2 separate regions of the Homo sapiens genome follow, and region 1 is linked to region 2. A link is a contact called in ENCODE Hi-C or POLR2A ChIA-PET data. All regions are on one chromosome and are shown on one strand. The core of a region is the stretch at or near the end of the contact, and the rest is flanking DNA. Distances in the headings are between cores, read along the strand shown. Region 1 overlaps DIP2C (disco interacting protein 2 homolog C). Region 2 has its middle 100 kb from the start of DIP2C.

What was found. A loop is a pair of places that touch in the nucleus more often than their neighbours do. ChIA-PET counts read pairs that join two places held with the same protein, here RNA polymerase II (POLR2A). Pooled maps may share reads with other maps.
Region 1: a loop to region 2 is called in a map of posterior vena cava, with 2.7 times the contacts of the local background. The contact joins two enhancer-like sites. A Hi-C loop is called at or near these places in 1 of 168 maps with a recorded cell type or tissue (posterior vena cava) and 2 of 50 pooled maps. POLR2A ChIA-PET finds 5 or more read pairs at or near these places in 1 of 52 experiments (MCF 10A).

Annotation. Positions count from the first base shown.
Region 1 is chr10:657,440-663,152 of GRCh38, forward strand. All of the region lies in intron 1 of DIP2C (disco interacting protein 2 homolog C), which reads right to left. It overlaps DIP2C-AS1 (DIP2C antisense RNA 1), which reads left to right. Exons shown (of 4, transcript NR_187391.1): 3 at 4,587-4,679; 4 at 5,352-5,713. Among named protein-coding and RNA genes, the nearest start is that of DIP2C-AS1, 10 kb to the left of the region's middle. Within about 2 kb of position 4,017, at least 11 of the 41 ENCODE cell types and tissues checked have a DNase peak (open chromatin) inside an H3K27ac peak, as active enhancers do.
Region 2 is chr10:787,063-793,103 of GRCh38, forward strand. No RefSeq gene overlaps it. Among named protein-coding and RNA genes, the nearest start is that of DIP2C, 100 kb to the left of the region's middle. RefSeq lists enhancers at 616-1,537, 1,833-1,977 and a cis regulatory region at 1,899-1,912. Within about 2 kb of position 2,534, at least 7 of the 41 ENCODE cell types and tissues checked have a DNase peak (open chromatin) inside an H3K27ac peak, as active enhancers do.

The DNA.
Region 1 (5,713 bases), core at 2,767-5,266, 130 kb before region 2:
TGACGCTGGACCTGATGCTGGACCTGTCCCTGGACCTGCCCCTGGACCTGCCGCTGGACCTGTCCCTGGACCTGACGCTGGACCTGCCGCTAGACCTGTCCCTGGACCTCACACTGGACCTGTCCCTGGACCTGCCCCTGGACCTGCCGCTGGACCTGCCGCTGGACCTGATGCTGGACCTGATGCTGGACCTGCCCCTGGACCTGCCCCTGGACCTGTCCCTGGACCTGCCGCTGGACCTGATGCTGGACCTGACACTGGACCTGCCCCTGGACCTGCCCCTGGACCTGCCGCTGGACCTGACACTGGACCTGCCACTGGACCTGACGCTTGACCTGATGCTGGACCTCTCCCTGGACCTGATGCTGGACCTGCCGCTGGACTTGACCCTGGACCTGCCCCTGGACCTGCCGCTGGACCTGATGCTGGACCTGTCCCTGGACCTGCCCCTGGACCTGCCGCTGGACCTGCCACTGGACCTGTCCCTGGACCTGCCCCTGGACCTGCCCCTGGACCTGTCCCTGGACCTGCCGCTGGACCTGCCGCTGGACCTGCCACTGGACCTGACCCTGGACCTGCCCCTGGACCTGCCCTTGGACCTGTCCCTGGACCTGTCCCTGGACCTGACGCTGGACCTGACACTGGACCTGATGCTGGACCTGTCCCTGGACCTGCCCCTGGACCTGCCGCTGGACCTGTCCCTGGACCTGACGCTGGACCTGCCGCTGGACCTGTCCCTGGACCTCACACTGGACCTGTCCCTGGACCTGCCCCTGGACCTGCCGCTGGACCTGCCGCTGGACCTGATGCTGGACCTGATGCTGGACCTGCCCCTGGACCTGCCCCTGGACCTGTCCCTGGACCTGCCGCTGGACCTGATGCTGGACCTGACACTGGACCTGCCCCTGGACCTGCCCCTGGACCTGCCGCTGGACCTGACACTGGACCTGACCCTGGACCTGCCGCTGGGTCTGCTACTGGACTGCTAACAAATGCTGCAGACCTTTATGGAGAGAAAAGTACAATCCATCTGAGAGCAGCTGTCCCAGCTCTGGATGAAGCCGACAGAATGAGGCAGAGCTGCTGGCATCATTCAGTGGGCAGTCAGTGACCCTCCTTTAAGTCCAGAAAAGCTCAAACTGCATGTCTGCAACTAGAAATACCAATCATTAGCCAGACCTCCTGGCAAATATCACCACTGACCCACTGTAATTCTGTGTGGTGTATTATGTTTCATGTGCAGGAAATCATTCACAAAGCCTTTAACAAGGAAGTATTAACATGACTTTTAATGCAATATAACAGCTTTGCACCCATTTAACATATATTTAACCCCAATGGTATATGTAAATATATATTTTATAGAGCATCAGGCGTGTTTACCTAATGGCTCAAACCTTTAAAATATCTCTCTCCCTGAGAGGACAGCGGAGGATCCCATGCACTCTCTCCAGGAACATGGCCCTCCCAGAGAGGACTCACAAATCAAATGTGCATATGCATGCATGCACAGACACATATCTCACACACACACATGCGCACACACACATACATGCAATACACACATTCACACATGCACACACATTCACATAATCACATTCATAATACCAACATGTAACACATACATGCACATACAACACTCAAACACACATGCATATACATACATGTTCATGCATATACATTCTGGCACACACAAACATATGTAAATGCATACACATAACATGCACACATATACATTTATAACTATATACACAGGAGCATCCACGCATGCATACTTGCACATGTGTGCGATGTCATGCCTAAACATGTAACACATGCACACACATACATACAACACAAATACACATGCACACATATACACATGCATGCATCTGTACAGTACCAAGACACATACATGCACAACACATATACATGCAATACACACTTTCATACACATAAATGCAAACACACATACATATATACACCCCTCAAAGACCCCATTATTCAATTCTATACAAAATGGTTTATCCCCCAAATGTAACTTCTTGTAATTAATAAACTCTACTTTACTGCACATTTCTTGATTTCAAATAATGAGGTCTCACACACAGCACACATACACACATTCATACTCAAATACATGTGAACATACGAATAGAAATAGGCACACATGCCTGAAGACCCTCTTCTGTAAAGGTATTCTCAAACTTGAATTGAACGAATTCTGCTAATTATAGTCAGAGTCAGCAAAGATATATATTTGACCTCGGAATGAATATACTCGTTCTTTTCGTTACCCCTGGCAACAGCAAGAATGTAAAACAGGGTTGTGTGATACGATGCCACTTATTCAATCCCACTTCCCGGGATCTGACCACTTGTAAAAGCGTTTCTGTCTGAGTGATTTCCTTCTGACTAAAATCATGAGATAATTCCTTCCCTTCCTGCTTTCTCTTTCCCAGGCCTTTTTACTACCCTTTCATCATCTCGGAAACTAAATCATAGTTGTCAAAATGGAAGGCAAAGAAACAGCCTTAGGAGAGAATCTCACAGTGGAACGGACCAGAGAGAGGAAAAAATAATCTTTTTGAAAATGTACAAAAGGAAATGTCAAGAGGCCTAGGTTCCCTCTCATGACAGAAACAGACGTCAGCAGAGCAGGTCGCTCAGCCCAGTTCAGCTCTGTGTATGAAACAGAGATTCTAGCCCTTGTCCCTGTTTCAAGCTCTGTGTATGAAACAGAGATTCTAGCCCTTGTCCCTGTTTCAAGCTCTGTGTATGAAACAGAGATTCTAGCCCTTGTCCCTGTTTCAAGTTCTGTGTATGAAACGGAGATTCTAGCCCTTGTCCCTGTTTCAAGCTCTGTGTATGAAACAGAGATTCTAGCCCTTGTCCCTGTTTCAAGCTCTGTGTATGAAACAGAGATCCTAGCCCTTGTCCCTGTTTCAAGTTCTGTGTATGAAACGGAGATTCTAGCCCTTGTCCCTGTTTCAAGCTCTGTGTATGAAATGGAGATTCCAGCCCTTGTCCCTGTTTCAAGCTCTGTGTATGAAACAGATTCTAGCCCTTGTCCCTGTTTCAAGCTCTGTGTATGAAACAGATTCTAGCTCTTGTCCCTGTTTCATGATGTTGCAGTGAAGGAAACGAAACAGACAAAGGGCACAGACTGGAGAAAAGGATTTTAAAAGGATGACTTTTAAAATGTGCACCTGCTTTTCAAGGGCACAATGAGGACTTTTTCAAGCATATTAAAGCTGATTTATAAGAGATGGGTATAAAGACTCTACAAGGTCATTAGACTTTAGGCTTACAAAGAAAACAAATAACATTCTCCTAGCATCAAGAGTCAGGTGTTCCACAAATACTAAGAATAGCCACCGCAACGGGATCCACTATGAGGTGTCAAAACATAACCCATGAAGCGTGGCCGAGAGCTCCTATAACCTGATTTCTAGGAATCTAATTTTAAACATCCTCACAGCTAGCACATCACAAAAATACAGAGCTCCAAATGCCGTAACACAAGTGCTAACAACACCTAGCCAAAAATATACGAGGCATTTCAGGCAAAAATCCCAGAATCAGAAGAACACAAGTTTTGTAAGTCCTTCAAAAGCTGGTGCTGGTTGAGGCTTTTCTGCAGACTTCAACAAAAGACACACTAGAATTAGCCATTGACAGTAACCCTGAGTCAACACGCACAGTGTTGGGAAAAGCACAAGGCCTGCTCCAGGCTTGAGGCCCCTGGGATCTTTCTCTGGACCGCACCGAGTGGATGACTTTGAGAACTCAGAATAACCAACAACCAGTCCCTGAACAGAGAGAGAAGACTGCAGCCTCCCTGGGGACCTGGCTCCATGCCTGCCCCCTTTCTTCCGTGTACCTTTGCCCTTCCTGGCTCCCTCCTCCACCTGGAGACGCTCTGGGTTGAGGCCCCTCCTCAGCTGTGTCTTGGTCCACGGCTGGCTACCCGTGTGAGGCTCCAGGCCTCGAAGGACCATCTCCACCTGCTCCCTGCGCTTCTCACCAGCTTCCGCCGTGACCCCCAGGCTCTGGCTGCTCCCAGGAATCAGGGCCACCAGGCTCCCCTCGCTGCCTCCAGCTGGAGTCCCACCCCCTGGTTTTCAGCAACACTTGGGACTTTGTCCTGGAAACTCTCGGCTCTGGGCTTTAGGGAACTGCACCGTGCAGCTCTTCTCTGGACTCTAAGCAGGGCCTTTTCTGGGTCTTCCGACCCTTCCTCCATTTCCAAATGTGGGCTTTCCTTTGGCCTCCTCTCTCCCGACATGCACACCTCACACTCTGGCTCCTTGACCTGCACTTCTATGTAGGAGGCTCCCAAATCCACCCTGGTCCGGATTTTCCCCAAGCCTCCTTCCATATTTCCAAACTCGCAGCTTGCGGTGGTGTCTCTAAGTATCTCTGAATCAGGTCCACACTTGCTTCTCCTCCTGATTTCCAGCAAAGCACAACGCCGACCTCAGGGTGTAGACTCACAGCTTCATCTGCCTTCCTGCACTCCCTCTTCCCCTCCTGACCCAGGCACTGAATCGCTCAGCTCACTGGCTGCCTTCTCTCCTCCTCTCGCCATGGCGAGTGCCCCGCAGGAGCCTGGCCTGTCCCCCGTGGCTCCACAGCATACCGCACATCAAAGGCACGATTCTCTCCGAAGCCCTCAGTGGCTTCCTAGTATCTGACAGGTAAGGACTTCCACATTCTGACCCCAATCTAACTTTCTGCCCTCAGATAGGCACATGCATATTTTATCTATACACAAAGAGTACAGGCCTCACACCTGCTCTCATTCCTGGGTTCCTAGCTCCTCCTGAAGGTACTGTATGAGGTACCTATGCACTTTCCAAACGCTAAGTGAATACGCACTTGGAGAACACTTGCTTGATAATTTTGTGGCATTGCCAGATAACGCGGACAAAGTGAGAACTACGCAGGTGTATGGATGCTGCCTTGCCCAGACCTCACTCACCCAGACACTCCTGGATGTTCAAGGTGACCAGCCCTATTGGCGCACAGGCAGGCACAGGCTGCACCCCCACAGCTGGGCCCCGCGAGCTGAACGCTAATCATGAAGCAGCTGTGTTTGCTCCTAAATCTGTTTATGCCAGTGTACTTGTTACACATTACTTAAACCAATAAAATATGACTCCAAAGAGAGAGTAATTGATTGGATAAAAACTAAGATGGATGCCTTTCAAAGACTTGATATGGGGGAATTTTTTTTTCTTTTTCATCTTTTTAAAATTGTTATCAAATTAGGTATGGGCAGAAAATATATACAATGTTTGAGGAAATAATTTTTAAAGGTTTCAAATCTAACTTATCTTATTTCTCTTGTGTTGCCTATTCTCTTTTAGAAGAACCAAAACTGTGGCAGGCCTGCGATGGCTGTGGTTGAGGAAAGAGGCCACACCCACAGCCAGCAGAACCACACTCAGCAGCAGCCTAGCCCCACGTGGAAGAGGCGTGAACACTCTCGGGAGAGGTGGATGTACGCTAATGGTTCTCAGCTCCGACCTCTGTGATTAACAGAACATGCTGATTGGTTTTATCTGAACGTCACACAAAAGGGTTTCTATGTCCAGGAAAGACTCTAAACACTCTGGACCCTGCTGGGGCAGATGGTGACCGTGACCCAGTGATACCACTCTCCAGTGGGCAGCCTGGTCTGCAGAGGGGGAGATCCCTGGGGCAGCCCTACCTCAGCATGGGTGAGTTT
Region 2 (6,041 bases), core at 1,284-3,783:
GCACCGCATCCCCCAAATCCATTCACTGAAGTCTCAGCTTCGACGTGTGGTATTTGGAGACGCAGCCTTTTCAGAGGTAGTTAGGGTAACTGAGCCGGGAGTGTGGGGTCCTGATCCCATGGGCCGTGGCCTCCAGGAGAAGAACAGACACCACGTGCTCCCTGCCTGTGCAGAGGGAAGGCGCGAGGTGGCTCCAGGAACCAGGTCGGCCGGCACCTTGGCCCGGAACTTCCAGCCTCCAGATTGTCAGAAACAAATCCCTGGTGTCTGCGGTGTTGGGGCTGACACGCGCTCTGCCTGGCTGCCAGGTCCTCTGCAGGCGGGGACGGTGCCGGCCATTGCTAGATCCCTGGGGCGCAGCACAGACTGCGGGAAACAGGCTCACCAGCCCGGCTGCACGCACCGAGGCAGCGTCCAGACTCGAGACATCCTCCAGCCACGGGCGAAATCACAGCCATTGCTGCAAAGTTCTTGCGTCCTGTGAAAACTGGATGTGAGCCTCTCTCTGGTGGCAGCTTCTACTAGTGCTTTTTTTTTTTTTTTTTTTTTTTTTTGAGACAGAGTCTCGCTCTGTCGCCCAGGCTGGAGTGCAGTGGCGCGATCTCGGCTCACTGCAAGCTCCGCCTCCCGGGTTCAAGCGATTCTCCTGCCTCAGCCTCCCAATTAGCTGGGATTATAGGCGTGCCCTACCACGCCTGGCTAATTTTTTATATTTTTGGTAAAGACAGGGTTTCACCATGTTGGCCAGGCTGGTCTCAAACTCCTGACTTCAAGTGATTCACCTGCCTTGGTCTCCCAAAGTGCTGGGATTACAGGCGTGAGCCACCGTGCCTGGTGAGAGTTGGGTTTTAGTTTTATTTTGTTTTTCACAGATTCCGGGGGTTGAATGGCAAAGAGGCGGGAGCAGGCGGAGGTCCATATGGAAGTTCAGACTCACCCCGCAGGAGTTCTGGCTGGGAGGCTGCCAGGACAGGCAGGATGTGGGAGCCGCCCTGGGAGGCCCCTCACTCTCCCCACACTGACCTCACATCCCCGTTACGTTCCTCATCCCAGGCTGGGCCAGCCACTGGGCGCTGGACAGAGCTTAGGAAGTAGGATGGCTCCGGGTGGGTTAGAAACCAGGTGCACGGCAGAAGCCGGCCTGGAGCCGCCCACAGCCCCAGCCATCCTTGGAGGGCCCCAGCCGAAGGAGCTGGTGCAGCTGGACACAGAGACCCGCTGGTGATGGGACCGGGCCACACGCTCCTGCAGGGCCCAAGCCGAGACCCCTGGCTGGAGGGTCAGCACCCAGGGTGGCAGCAGCTGCAGGGGGTCTAGGGAAGGACCGGGAGCAGAGCCTCAGCTCGTGCTGCTGCTCCATACACAGAACGCGCTGCGCAGGGGATCCTAGGCTTCCTGGGAGTCACATTAAAAAGCAACGTGAGACGGGCGGGGTTAATTCTGACGGTGATGTGTCCTCTGACCACATATCGCTAACGCACCATCATCCTGGTGTGGACTCGGAGGAAACACCACATGGCTTCTCTTGCCAAACCACCCACGTGTGGCAGGTGGTCACCGTGGAGCACGGGGGCCCAGTGTTTCTCAGACTGAAATCACACACAGACCCTCTTTAACAGAAACGAAAGTCTTGCCACTGCCCAGGGTTTTGATTTAATGGCTACTTATGCTGTACAAACAGCTTAATAAAACTGGGCACAAGCTCTTGCTGACTTGTATTCCGCCATAAAGCCGAATAGCCGCAAATAAAACAAATGTAATTAAAAACCAACATGAACATAACTTGGTGGGTGATGTTTTGCCGAGACAGCGCTGGCTCCAGAGGCCACTCTGGGGCAGGGGGACGTCGGCTTGGCTGTCCTCTGTGCGCTCCAGCTGGGAGGCCGCTTGGCCCCGCTGGGCTCAAAGGTCCCCCTGACGGACGTGCCTTGATGTTGCCACGTTGGACGGGATTAAAGTGCTGAGGCTGCTGTGACGGGTCAGGAAGACAAACTCGGCCCAGAGCACAACTGCGAGGCACACAGCCTTCCCAGAATGGCAGCAAAACCAAACATGGCCCTGGGAGGCCGCGGGGAAGTCCTACCTTGCAGAGCTCTGCTCCGGGGCCAGGGGGCGCTGGCTGGGGCCCCTTTGCAAGGCCCATGCGCCCTTCGACACCAGCCCCCGCCACAGGCTGCGCAGGCAGATGTTGCCGCTGCGTTTCCTCGCCAGGTGTCCATGGTGCCCTGCCCAGCGCTGCAGGCTCACCCAGTGTGGACGCAGGGGGCAAGGGAGCCTCTCCTGGGTCTCTGTCGCACGCCGATGGCTGTCTATCTGGGCAGGGGGTGGGGCTGGGGCCTTCGCCACGGGTGTGTCTTTCCTTTTTGTTTCCTGACGTGGAATTCTGTTGGGATTTTTGGGGACGATGACAGTAAGAACATCAAGGAGCTGCCACTGGATGGTGGAGCCGCCTCGTCACCAGAAGATCGCTCCAGCTGGCGTGGTGTCCGTCCCCCTGTCCTCCGGGAACTTTCCAGTCTCTGGTGAGCCTGGCCACAGACGCCCTCGTGAGGCAGCACTGGCCACTGGCAGGTCTGCTGAAGCCACAACCACACGGACAGGGACGGCTGGGCCGGGCTTCTCTGGCACTGACACTGAACCTGCGCGCGTGGTTCTGGGTGCCCTGGCAGTGGCTGGATCTGCCGCATGCAGAACCCCCTCCTGGCCCAATTGTCTGCACGAGGCAACCGGGGCGTGGGGAGGTCTGAGCTCCACAGTTCAGGCCACAGCACCCGAAGATGGAGCCTGGGACCCCTTTGCCTTTCCAATACGTGATGCCAAGAATTTCCCCAAATGTCCTCGGTTTTATCCCCGAGTGCGACATGGCTAGAAAGCGGAGCAGAGGCGCTGAGGGCAGGAAGAGGAAGATGCGCCAGGCCTCCCAGGCCAAATGCCAGCCCCATGCTCCTTGTTCGCTGGGCTCCTGCACTGCCCACTCCATGCACACATCCAAGCGGGCACAGTCACTGCCCCTCACGTGCCCAGGCCCACAGCCGCCCCCTGACCTCCAGCAGGCACTGGCGAGGCAGGGCAGAGGCTGCCAGGATAGAGATCAGTGGACAGAGACCTGGAGACAACGCAGGAGGGGGCCGTGTGCCGGCCTCACTCAGGGCAGCAGTCACCGATGGGGAGGGGTGTGGCCTGCGAGGCTGAAGTCTGAGCTGCTTTGCGCCAGGCCCAGCTGCAGGGAAAGCTGTAGGGCCAGTGAGTCTCCCTGCCGGGTCTCTCCCCAGCAAGCTGTAGGGCCAGTGAGTCTCCCTGCCGGGTCTCTCCCCAGCAAGCTGGTCAGCCCTCAGCAGGAGGTCACGTCCCGGCCTCCAAACCTGTTTCTGGCAGCCACAGACCCCTAGTCAAAGGGACCTGACGAGCCCGTGGAGCAGGGCTGAAATAGCCGGCTTTGGAAAAATCCAGCTCTAAGACTGTGTGTGCACGCCTTAAAAACCATTCAGGGCTGGGCATGGCAGCTCACACCTGTAATCCCAGTGCTTCGGGAGGCTAGGAGTTCGACGGCAAGACCCTGTACTACAAAAATAATTAGCCAGGCATGGTGGTGTGCACCTGTGGTCCCAGCTGCTTAGGAGGCTGAGGTGGGAGGATCACTTGAGCCCAGGAGTTCGAGGCTGCAGTAAGCCAAGATCATGCCACTGCACTCCAGCCTGGGCAACAGAGCCTGTCTCAAAAAAAACCTTTCAGGTGGAGCTTCTAGGAAAGGTGGTCTGCAGCAGGCATCCCTGAGCTGGGCCCCCAGGCACTGTCGGGGTGACGCTTCTTACCTGGACCACCATCTGTGTCCGCTGCACTGCACTTCCCCTCCTCCAGCACCGTCATCTAAGGGTGAGGCCAGCCAGGGGCCAGGAAGAAAGAGGCCTCCAGGGGTCCTCAGAAGTATCTTCGTCCCCAAGGCGGCTCCTTCCAGGCTGGCCGCGGCATCTGTATCACCAGCCTGCGCACTAGTGTCTGTGATGAGACGCCATAGCACAGGCACTGGGGTCCAGCACATGGAGTCTCAGATGGGCTTCCTGCCTGGGTTGAAGGGTCGTTCTCTGCTAGGGACAGCCATCGGCTCCTTCTCAAAGCCTCCAAGAGATGTGTCTGTCGGCGTCTCAGCCACGCATCCCTGTCTCAGGGACTTGCCTGAGCACAGGGCCGGGCCTGGTGTCTGCAGCTCTGACAGCACCCAGGGGATGCGGATTGGGCCACACTTTGAGGAGGACTGGACTGTGACGTGCCTTTCACAGAGGAAGGAAGGACAGGCAGGAGTCGAGGCAAGGAGTCGAGACAAGGCGAGCCTGTTGCCAGCGAGTCACAGAGTTGTGCAGGGTCTGCCGCAGAGCTCCCAGTGCACTCCAACCCTGCCACCGGACCAGCTAGGCCAGACCCCCAGGGAGCCGAGCACCCCAGCTTTACAGTTTTCCCAGGTGGTTCTGAGTCACTGAGCCACAGGCAAGCCTGGAGCCAGGAACAGCTATGGAGGATCCAGATGCAGATGCACTGAAGCCCACACCTGCCCCCCAGTCCAGCCCAGTGAGTGTGCATGTGTGTGCATGTGTGCACCTGTGTGCGTGTATGTGTACCTGTGTCTCTATGTACATCTATGAGTGTGTGCATGCATGTGTATGTGTACATGTATGAGTGCGTGCATGCATTCCTGTGTCTGCCAGTGTGTGTACATGTATTTGTGCGTGTGTGCATGTATGTGTTCACATCTGTGTGTGCACATGTGTGTGCCTGTGTGTGCATGTCTGTGCCTGTGTATGCACTTATGTGTGCCTGTGTGTGCATCTACCTGGGTGTGCACGTACATGTGCCTGTGTGTGCATCTACCTGGGTGTGCACGTACGTGTGCCTGTGTGTGCATCTGAGTGAGCACAGATGTGTGCGCATCTACCTGGGTGTGCATGTATGTGTGCCTGTGTGCAGGCACCTAGTTGCCAAACAGATCACGCCGACTCACTAGTGATATGTCAACAATAAAACTGGATTGTCATCTTTGTAGAGCAGTAGTTCTCAAAGTCAGTTCTTCATCAGAAATCTAGGGGCCAGGCCTCCAGGCAGCTGTGACACAGCCAACGGCCAAGAGCTGCGGGTATTGATCAGACTGCAGGGCGTCGGTCCTCCCAAAAAGGTGGGCACAGCTTGTCCATCAGGGTTGTGGGTGCGGGGCAGCTGTGTGGGGCCCCTTCCTCTCCCACCACGACGTCTGCTCACACAGGGTCTGTGTGCCTCTCTGGGTGTTCACCTGATAATACAGACCTGGTGGCCCAGTCTTCACTCACAAGCATAGGTCCCAGGCTGCTTACCAGCATGTGAACTGGCTGTGTTGCAGTCAAATGCTCGGCCCCAGTATAGTCAGCGTTCACTGGGAAGGGTCAGGTCTTGTGAAGCCTTGAGCACCACTGGGCAGGGGTGGCCCTCAGGACTGGGCCATCCACGGGAATAACATGAATTAGAAAACAGAACACTACTAAATATTTAAAATTTTTAGCCAGGTGTAATGGTGCACCCCTGTAGTCCCAGTTACTCGGGAGGCTGAGGTGGGAGGATCCACTGAGCCCGGGAGATGGAGGCTGCAGTGAGCCATGATGGCACCACCGCGCTCCAGCCTGGGCGATGGAAGAAGACCGTGTCTCAGAAAAAAAAAAAAAAAAAAAAAACCTTAAAAATAAAAGTGTTTTAAAAGCTCTCTAATGTTTCTTTTCATGCTTATTGTTGGAGATAGCTGCACCGAAAGACCACACTCTGAGTCACTGCTGTGTCAAATTAAGTCAGGGCTGCTGGATAACAGCTGTTCTATTGCTGTCACTGATTTCTGGTGTATCAAAAACAGTCCAAATAAAACATAAATGGGATGAGAAGGGGCTGGAAACCAGAAGAAATGGTGTAACATGTTGCAGACTTCAAAAACGGAGCCACAGCCATGGTTTTCCCATCTAGCACTCACCCTCTATAGCTTTGTTTCCTTAAAGTAAACGAGTCTGAGGAAAAAATGGCACACAACTTTG